Regions from separate parts of the Mus musculus genome. Here region 2 is linked to region 1. Evidence: chromatin loops called from intact Hi-C (ENCODE). Cell type or tissue: heart. All regions are shown on one strand. Links, peaks and the distances in the headings refer to the core of each region. The heading gives the core; the rest is flanking DNA.

Region 1 (4,688 bases), core at 374-4,373:
TGCATGTGAGTAAGAGTGTGAATGTAAGTATGCATATGTGAATGAGTATGTGTGGGGTGTGTGAGCATGTGAGTCTGTATGAGTGTGTTTGAATGAGTACATGTGAGAGTGTGTGATGTGTGTGTGAGTGTGTGTGTGTGTGTGTGTGTGTGTGTGAGTGTGTGGTGTGTATGAGAGTGAGTGGCGTGTGAGTGTGGAAGCCAGAGGACAGCTGGCAGGAAATACTTCTCTTTCTCCACCTTGTGGGTTCGGGGACTGAATTCAGGACGTTAGTCTTGGCCACAAGCACTTTTACCAGAGTAACCGTTTTGCTGGCTGAAATACCAGTATCTTAGAAACTGGTTCCAGCAGAATGAGCTCAGCCAGGGGCTGTCAAGTGTCAGACCTCAGGAGCAAATGGTGGTTTCTTTTGAGAATTTCAGTGGGAGGTGGACTTCAGCAAAGTCAAATAAAAATGATTCATGAACCTCACCCCACCCAGATCCAGTCATGCTCAGTGGCACTCCAGAGACTCTCAGCCCCAAGGTCAGATCCTCTCCATTCTCCATCTCCCTCCATTCAACCCCCTGGGTCACCTATCTATGGTTCTACCCTAGCACATACCCTCCCCATCATTTTTCTCTTTCTCTGAATCTGGATCTTTCCCCCACCCCCACCCCCTTCCCTTCTCCCTCTTGCTCCAGCCCACTCGCTCCTGGGCCTCTGCATGCTCTGGGTCTCATAAGTCCAGGATGGCCTTAAACTTGCTACGCACGCAGCTCAAGCTGACCCTCCTGCCTCTACCTCCCAAGTGATGGGATGACCGGCCCATGTCACCATCCCTGCTTTGTGTAATGCTGAGAATTGAACCCAGGACTTTGTGAATGCTAGGCGAACATTCTACAACTATGCTACATCCTCAACTCCACTGGGGGCTCTTAGAAAAATGCCTTATAAATATATGCCAGGTTCTTTTCTTCCCCAGGGCGCCTATTTGCTTGAAATGCCTCTCTCTCTCTCTCCTCTCTTTCTCCTTTTCTTCTTCTTCTTCTTCTTCTTCTTCTTCTTCTTCTTCTTCTTCTTCTTCTTCTTCTTCTTCTTCTTCTTCTTCTCCTTCTCCTTCTCCTTCTCCTTCTCCTTCTCCTTCTCCTTCTCCTTCTCCTTCTCCTTCTCCTTCTCCTTCTCCTTCTTCTTCTTCTTCTTCTCCTTCTTCTTCTTCTTTTTTTAAAAATAAGACAAAGTCTAACTGAACCTATAATCCACTTTTGTAGACAGGGCTAGTCTTAAACACACAGAGATTCCCTGCCTCTGATGTGAGCTTCCACACTTGCCCTAGAATTTTTTTTCAGCTGGTCCAAGCTTAAAAGTCAGAGGTGCCTTCCGATGACCCTTGCTGGCACTGTCTCTTAGACATGCCTTCCTCTTACATCACTTTCTGTCTTTCTTTGGTCTTTAAAAAGACCAGTGTTCACCAGCCAGGTTCCACCCTACCTACACTGAGCTGTCTTCTTCTGGGAGCCCACACTTCCTCGTCCTCAGCTCTTGCCTTACTTCCACACAGTGTTTCAAAGCAGATCATATATTTTGGCTTCTGGTGGTACCAGAGGCATAATGTTCTCTGTGGAGAGGAAGGCTGAATGGAGTTGGTGGCCCCTGTTCCTTCCCAGGCTCCTCCACATTTCCCCTCACCCCCAGAGGAGGTTCCTGGTCCCCCAGGGCATAAAGCACTGCAAGAAGTGGCTTAAGAATGGGGTGGCTCTTGGATGCTGGATGTTAGGGACAGCCCTGCATGGGTCACAGTTTCTTTTAAACTGTAAAGAGGAGAATTGTAGGACATAGTGGAGGGATGGATTAAAATCTAGCAAGTGACCAGGACAAACTGTGACCAGGCAGAGGCCCTGCCTCAGTGGGGGATGACCTGTACTATTGTCCCAGGTCACAAAACCCCACTAGGAAGGCCTCACCTTTAATACCCTTTAATACTTACCCAACAGTCCCTGACGGGCAGCTGCATGGAATAGGCATGCTTCACCACCAGGGGGCAGCACAGGCCCTCACATTGGCTTCCCTGGGGACCTAGCTGTCTTCTCACCGCCTAGAGTCCAGAGGCCAACTCCCCAGAGCCCGCCAGGCAGTTCTCAGCCCCTTCCCTAGTTCTCAAAAACTCCAGAAGGGACCCCACAACATCCTGGCCACAGGGACTGTGTCTGCTCAAACCACAGCAAAGATATCAGAGGCTCTGTGCTGTGGCGTTCAGGCCCCCTGGGTGTCTGACTGGCCTCCTAGCCTGCCTTTCTACATGCTCTGGCGTGAGCACACACCTTCTCCCAATGTACACTCATGCTGGCTCACAGGTTTGCAGTATAGCTCCTTGTGCACACACTCCTCCAGGACTCTTGGACAGGCCCTCAGTGTCATCACCAGGCTGCCCGGGCAGCATCCCCTCCCTGCTGAGGTGAAGGTCAGCAGGTTGGTTCCCCTTCCTGGTTGTATCTATCTTCTTCACCATGATCTTCCTCCCCCGGATGAAGCCTCCCTCTTAACACAGGACTCTCTCTCCTGGAGTGAATCCTTCTCAGGGTGAGTCCTTCCCCCAGGTTCTCCCCTAGAATGAGTACTTCCTCCTGCACAGGACCCTCTCTCCTAGAGTGAGTCCGTCTCAGGGTGAGTCCTCTTCGCCTGTGTCCTCCCCTGCAGTGAGTCCTCCCTTCGGACTCAGCTGCTTCTTCCTGGATAACTCCTCCCTCTCTGGGTCTGCCCTCCTGGAGTCCATCTTGGCAGCCAGCTCCCACAGATTTTCTTCAGTTGCTCTTACGGACTCACATTCCCCAGGAAGGCAGGGCTCACACTCTCCTTTCCTCACCCTGTGCCTCAGAGTTGCAGCTCTGGGGGCCTATGGCTGCCCTGGCTACAGGGTTTGAGCTTGCCCCTCCCAGCACCTATGCTCAAACCTGCCCCTCCTTGAAGCAACAGGTTCTGTGAGGTCAGTAGAAGCTCAGAGGCGTGGCCCTTCTAAATCTTGGTTGAGGGAAGGTGTGTGTGTGTGGGGGGCATTTGAAGGCCACCATTGTCAGTATAAACAGTGTTTTGGAGGCAGGATGCCAGTAATGGTGGCCTGCATACCCTAAGACATGCAGAGAGGGACTTGCTGTAGTCCCCCGCTCATCCTAACTCTCTGGATAAGGAAGACCCGGCACTTCGGTCCTCATAGTACCTTGGCTTTTCAGGGTCTCTGGTTGTCACTGTCTGTCAAATATCAAATGACCTATTTGTCCTTCAAGGAATAAAGCCCAGTGTCCAGAGAGAAAAAGAAGAGGCAAGCTCAGTCTGGGAGTGGAAATGGCCCTAGATCCAGAAGAGTCTTGAAGGGAGGCACGGCTCTAGGTGGCTGCAGAGTCCAATGTTGCATTTGGGGCCGTGTGGATCCTGCAGCCAACGGACATTAGACAGAACCTTTGTTTCAAGGACAGGGTCAGGAATGAAGTCCCTCTCTGGAAACCTCTATGCCCAGGGCCACTAGAACTGTGGCCTCAGGCACCCATTTCTGGGAGACTGGTGCCCTTTGGCCTCCAGGTCTGGGAGGGATTCAATTCTACGGTGATGAATGCAGTTCCCCAGTATTCATCTAGACTGAGGGTTGGGACAGACCTGTCCTGCTTGTGGTTTATGTCCCCGAGTCACTTGGCTGAGGGGCCGGAGCCAGGGTTCCCACAGCTCTCACTGATCCTGCAGCCCAGGAGGAAGGCTGACACACTAAGGGAAACAGCATCAGGCAGAGGGCCAGCACTGTCCCCACCACAAGTGGGTGGGGGACATCCAGGGAGTCCCAACAGGGCTGCCACCAGGGAGTTCTGGGATGGAGAAGAGGACAGTGTAGACAAAACCCTGGGGATAGAGACTTCTGGTGTGCTGGGAACACAGAGAAGCAAGTGTAACAGGAAGTGGTACCAGAGGGGGACTCAGATGACCTCTCTTGTGGAAAGCCAGCTCTTGGTAAAAGTCTCTTCAGTGCTTCCTGTCAGTTCAGCAGACTACCTGAGTCTGGTGTTCATAAAGAACAAAACTCTCTTCATCCTGAGGGCCAGGTCACCTGTGTGAGGGCCACTTGACAATCACATAGTCTTCAGGGTCCTGTGGGGGCTCAGCATCACCTGGAGGGAGGGCCAGACACCCCACAAAGCTCTCAGCACTTACTAGTGTCTAGAGTTCCCAGCCAGCCCTCTATTAACACGGTATGGGGCTGAGGTTTCCACACGGAGCCTTGGTGAGACACTCAAGCCATGTGTCTGGTGGACGGTCCTGCAAAGTGTCCTTCTAATCTTCTGACATTGCTGTCTTCCTTCGAGTGGTTCAGGGACCTTTGGGGCAGGCAGGGCCCAGTTCCTCAGTGTGACAGGGCTGGGCTGGCTCTGACTCCAGAGCCTCTAGGCAGGGCTGCACCTGACCAAACACTAGGAAGAGGAAGGGACAACTTAGCCCAGAGTCCCTTGGGGAATAGTGTCCTTGAGTTGGTTCCTAGAACTATGGACACTGGAAAAGCCCAAAGGCTGAGGCTTCTGGGAATTGCCTGTGGGAGACTGAGTGGCAACTGGGCAGGTAGAAGGTACCGCTAATGGCCTGTCCCCAGCCTACCTCTTCTAAGCAAGCACCTGGCCTAGTGCCCCAAAGGACCTGGCATCTTCCAGGCACCTGTAAGACAGCTCCAGGAG
Region 2 (4,688 bases), core at 324-4,323, 330 kb after region 1:
TGTCAGCCGCGTTTCTGTCTTGAGTTTTGTTCTCACGATGTGAAGTTGTCCATGTCTCCACTAGTTCCAGAAGTCCCCATAGGCAGCAGGGGGATAGGGTGATCCGTCCCATCTCACCCCATGCCAAGGCTGCAGCCCCTGGGAGCCTGGTTACTGCGGCACCCTTGGAGGGGTCCTTTGTCCTCCAGGTTCCTGGGTTCTCCTTTATAAGGTGGGCTCTGATATGTGGAAGGCACACTTTTTTTTTTTTCTTTTTTGGTTTTTCGAGACAGGGTTTCTCTGTGTAGCCCTGGCTGTCCTGGAACTCACTTTGTAGACCAGGCTGGCCTTGAACTCAGAAATCCGCCTGCCTCTGCCTCCCTAGTGCTGGGATTAAAGGCGTGCACCACCACGCCCGGCTTGAAGGCACACTTCTTTCTGCAGTTCTGGAGATAGAACTCCAGGAACTGGTCTGTGCTGGGCAGGGTCTGTATCTGAGTCTCCCTCAAATCCTTGCACACTTCTGTTCTAATTAGGAATTTTTCTTGTCACAGTGGGAACTCTGTCCCAGGGAAAGCTGGTTTGAGGAGGGTAAAACCCTGTAGCTGTATTCAGCCGTCCCTTCAGGCAAACCTTGAAGCCTGGAGTAGCTTTAACTAAACTTTACCATCCAGTTCTGATCCTGCTTCTGCGTCTCAGCTGAAGTCTACTGACCTTAAGTTTGTTTGTTCCTTTACGCTTTGGTCAATGTTAGATCAACAGGCCCAGATCAGAGGTCTGAACATGACGTACTGGACCAGTGCGCGTGTTCCCGTGATTCTAACCTAGCTGTCTCCTCTCTCGGTCATGCTCCTCACTGTCTCCCGTGGATCTCCAGACTATAAGACTGGTTTCGGAGGCAAATTTGGTGTTCAGTCCGAGAGGCAGGACTCCTCCGCTGTGGGGTTTGATTACAAGGAGAGATTGGCCAAGCACGAGTCCCAGCAAGGCACAGTTCCCCCCCACCCCCACCCCCCCACCAGCCCTTGCAGTGCAGCTGACTTGGAGCAGACTTCAGGGTTTACCGCAGTGCCTGTGACAGTTCCCTGTGCCGCCAGCTGCCAGCGATGGCCTCCACTCAAGTGTCATGCTAGAGCAACATCCCGGAGCTTGGTCCTTTTCCTCCCCCACCCCACCCCTGTTCTTTTTTTCCCTCCAGCCTTCTGGGTTGAGGTTAGGAGGCACTCTGCAGGCCAGGTTGGTATAGTATCTGCAGGGAACACCTCTGGCCTCATCGCTGCAGACCCCCAGCGCTGACTCTCTGACCCATAGGGAGTTGGGTTTGCTTCTCTCAGACCTGATGTTAACCACACACTGGGGTGGTGGAGAATGAAAGATGTGTTTCATGTGCTCCCTGTGTCTTTGTTTACAGAGGTGTGGATTTTTGTTGCTGTTTTTTGTTTTTTGTTTTTGTTTTTGTTTCTTTTTGGCCAGGTATACAAGGTTTTATGTGTGTGTTTGTTTTGGTTTTTGGCCACACGGACTTGTGTGTAGTATCTGTCTCCACCCAGAGCCTTACCCTAGTGCACACTGTGTGTGGCTGATACTGGCAGGTGGAGGCATGCCCTGGGGATCTCAGAAGCTATTGCAGTTTTTCTCTTTGAGAGGTCAGACCTGGTTCCCAGAGCCAACCTGGTTCCTAGAAGCTGAGCACCCAGGCAGAGGCCTGTGACTCCCTGGATCAGGGTGGACTGTGGGCTCCCAGATGCCATCAGGCCCAGAGTGAATGTACTTGGTGCTGGCCCAGCAGATTGTGTGGAGGTGGCCATTGGTTCCTGTGATGTCAAGGCTGCATGACTGTCACTTTCATGTGTTTGTGTGTGGCAGCAACAGACATACTTGTCTGGTGGCATTTCCACACAGAGTTTTTGTTTTGTTTTGTTTTTTGTTTTTTCTTTTAAAAAGCAAGAGAACAAACCACGATGGGGCCTCTAATTAGTGCCCAGTAGAGCAGGCGCCCAGGAAGCAGATGAGAATAAGGCCCTGGCTGGTGCGAAGACTGTGCTATAGAAGTGTGCACTGCAAAGGCCTGTCCTGTGTCCTCCCTCCTTGGCTTCCTTCCCGCTGGCCTGCCGCCCATCCCCTCCCTGTCCCCATTCCTGGAAGCATGCCCACACCTCTCCTACTCCCTGCCTGCACTGGGCACTGTGGTTAGACAGCTGGCTCTGCCAGGAGAGCCTGTCCTCGGGCAGCTTTCACGTCCCTCCGCTCTGGTCTGTGTCCCCGGGCTGTTTGTGGATCCATGCGCATGTGCCTGCCACTGCTCGCCCATCCTCAGCCTCACGTAAGTCTCACCTTTACCACCTTTTAGACTATGCCAAAGGATTCGGCGGGAAGTATGGGGTGCAGAAGGATCGGATGGACAAGGTAAGACTGGTGAGCCATGGTGGGGATGTCTTCCGAGGGCCGTTGGCTCACTACATGGAGGTCTGTCCAGTGACATTAGGTATATCATTCCATGGCTCTGGAGTGGCCACCTGGGAACCCTGCATACCTCATGTGGCACACTGTGGGTTCATTCTGTTTCACATGTGGGGCTGAGGCCAACCAAGCTGAGTACTTGGTCACAGCACAGCAGTTAGCAGGAGGGATCTTGGGTGAAATTGAGGCACTTGATACAAGGGTCTTGGGACCTATTTGACCTTTTTTTTTTTTCTGACGCTTTATTTATTACGTATACAGTGTTCTGCTTGCATGTGTGCCTGCACACCAGAAGAGGGCACCAGATCCCATTATAGATGGTTATGAACCACCATGTGGTGCTGGGAATTGAACTCAGGACCTCTGGAAGAGCAGCCAGCAAGTGCTTTTAACCTCTGAGCCATCTCTCCAGCCTGACTATTTGAACTTTTTTTTTGTTTGTTTGTTTGTTTTTTTTTTGTTTTGTTTTTTCGAGACAGGGTTTCTCTGTATAGCCCTGGCTGTCCTGGAACTCACTCTGTAGACCAGGCTGGCCTCAAACTCAGAAATCTGCCTGCTTCTGCCTCCCGAGTGCTGGGATTAAAGGTGTGCGCCACTACTGCCTGGCTTGAACTTTTAATTATTAGCAGAAAGCCAGGCAAAAACCAGTTCTCAGAATTGCTTAGTGGCCACATTTAGTCACTGTCTGTTACCACAGACGGGGGAACTGGACTACTTACTAGTCTTGTTGCAGTGGGCCAGCACCTGGGACATCCTGGGCCTTAGCCTGCCCTTTTTCACTTTTTCCTTCAGATAGGGTCCTGCTGTGCCACCCAGGCAGGCCTGGGACTTGAGGTGCTTCTGCCTCGGCCTTCGGGGTCTGGCATTGGTGGCCAGTGCCATCCTGTCCAGCTTTGTCTTTTAGTCATGAAAGCGTGTTCCTGTGGTAACAGATTGCTCCTTCTCTCCAGATCCCCTCATCAGCCTGTTGTTGCTTTTAATCAGTTCCAGAACCCTGTAAGGTCAGCTGTGAGCTGGTGAAAGTTGTTTTTCTAGTATGTCAGCCAGTGGTGGGGAAAGCTATTGCTAGACAGCTCTGTGGGTTCTCCAGTGGTCTGGCAGGGGCTGCTTTCCTCTGCCTGAGGTGAGCTGCATACTCTCAACTGCACAGATGCCAATGTTCCTTCCTGCCCTTGACTGTGGTCACACATGGCGTGCCTGGGTCATCCCCTGAGTTGTTCTTCCTTTAGACTCAGCTCACTGTGGTTGGCTTCATCCTGGGCATCTCCCAGGTCACCAGGGTATCTCACAGGAGACCCCTAGAGCAAAGCTGGTGGCTTGTGCTAACTGGCCCTGAGGAAGCAAGATGAACTGAGTTTAAGAATGATGATATGTAGTCAGGTGGTGTGCACACCTTGAATCCCAGTACTCAGGTTGCAGAGGCAGGCAGATCCCTGAGTTCAAGGCCAGTCTGATCTACAGAGAGTTTCAGGATAGCCAGGCCTTTACAGAGAAACCCTGTCTCCAAAACAAAAACAAACTCATTGTGTGTATGCATGTATATGTGTATGTGCCACCAAGTATACTTGGTAGTCAAAGGACAGCTTGTGTGAGTTGGTTTCTACCATGTGGGTCCCAGGGTTTGAACTCGGGACACTGGGCTTGGAGGCAAGTGCCTCTACCCAGTGAACCCTCTCACTGGTCCCTGGGCTGAGGTTTGAGGGCAGATGGTCAGTGACAAAGCAGAGGATGGGACAGGAGCCTGCTTTGGGAACAAGGTCATTGCAGATATGGAAGAGTGAGGGTGGCGATTCTATTTCCTGCTGTGGGGGAAGCCTATGGAACATTCAGCCTTTACTGAAGGAGCCTGAGTCCGGGCACAGCTGCACACACCTGTAACCCAGCACTCGACAGAGCAGAGGGCGGGCTTGGTGTGATTCCAGGCAGTGGTGGAGGCTTGCAGAGTTGGGGGACTTGGGTAGAGAAGATGAGAGTGATAAGGCCTTAGGCAGCCAGGATGCTGCAAGGCTGCCTCAGTGGCAGGGGAGGGCCATGCAGCATGCTGAGGGGCACCCCTCAGGGTTTTACCTCTGCCAGTTGGAATAGACTGAGCAAGGAGGCTGGGTAAGGTGGCAGGAGACCAGGTGTGTGGTGGCTGAGAGCCCTGTTGCAGAAGACATAAGGAACTAAGTGTGTTAGTCAGAGGCTGGCATTGAGGAAGTTGTGGTGTCTGTGGTTAACAGTGATGGTAAAGATGGCGACCACTGACC

The links. Hi-C counts contacts between places; a loop is a spot of excess contacts. Peaks named below come from ENCODE experiments on the same cell type or tissue, not always from the same donor. Only the 100,000 strongest peaks of a DNase experiment are listed, where the experiment ranks them.
Region 2: a loop joins it to region 1, with 2.5 times the contacts of the local background. A loop is called at or near these places in 1 of 42 quality-filtered maps.

Annotation. Positions count from the first base shown.
Region 1 is chr7:144,773,595-144,778,282 of GRCm38, reverse strand. No RefSeq gene overlaps it. Among named protein-coding and RNA genes, the nearest start is that of Gm34964, 13 kb to the left of the region's middle. In heart, for the core only: a CTCF peak has its summit at 2,007 (motif pointing right); DNase peaks (open chromatin) are centred at 2,052, 2,691 and 3,782; H3K27ac peaks cover 1,826 bases; H3K27me3 peaks cover 3,152 bases.
Region 2 is chr7:144,447,257-144,451,944 of GRCm38, reverse strand. It overlaps Cttn (cortactin), which reads left to right. Exons shown (of 18, transcript NM_007803.5): 11 at 857-967; 12 at 2,330-2,385. Among named protein-coding and RNA genes, the nearest start is that of Gm34561, 18 kb to the right of the region's middle. In heart, for the core only: no CTCF peak of the experiment used is centred there; a DNase peak (open chromatin) is centred at 2,124.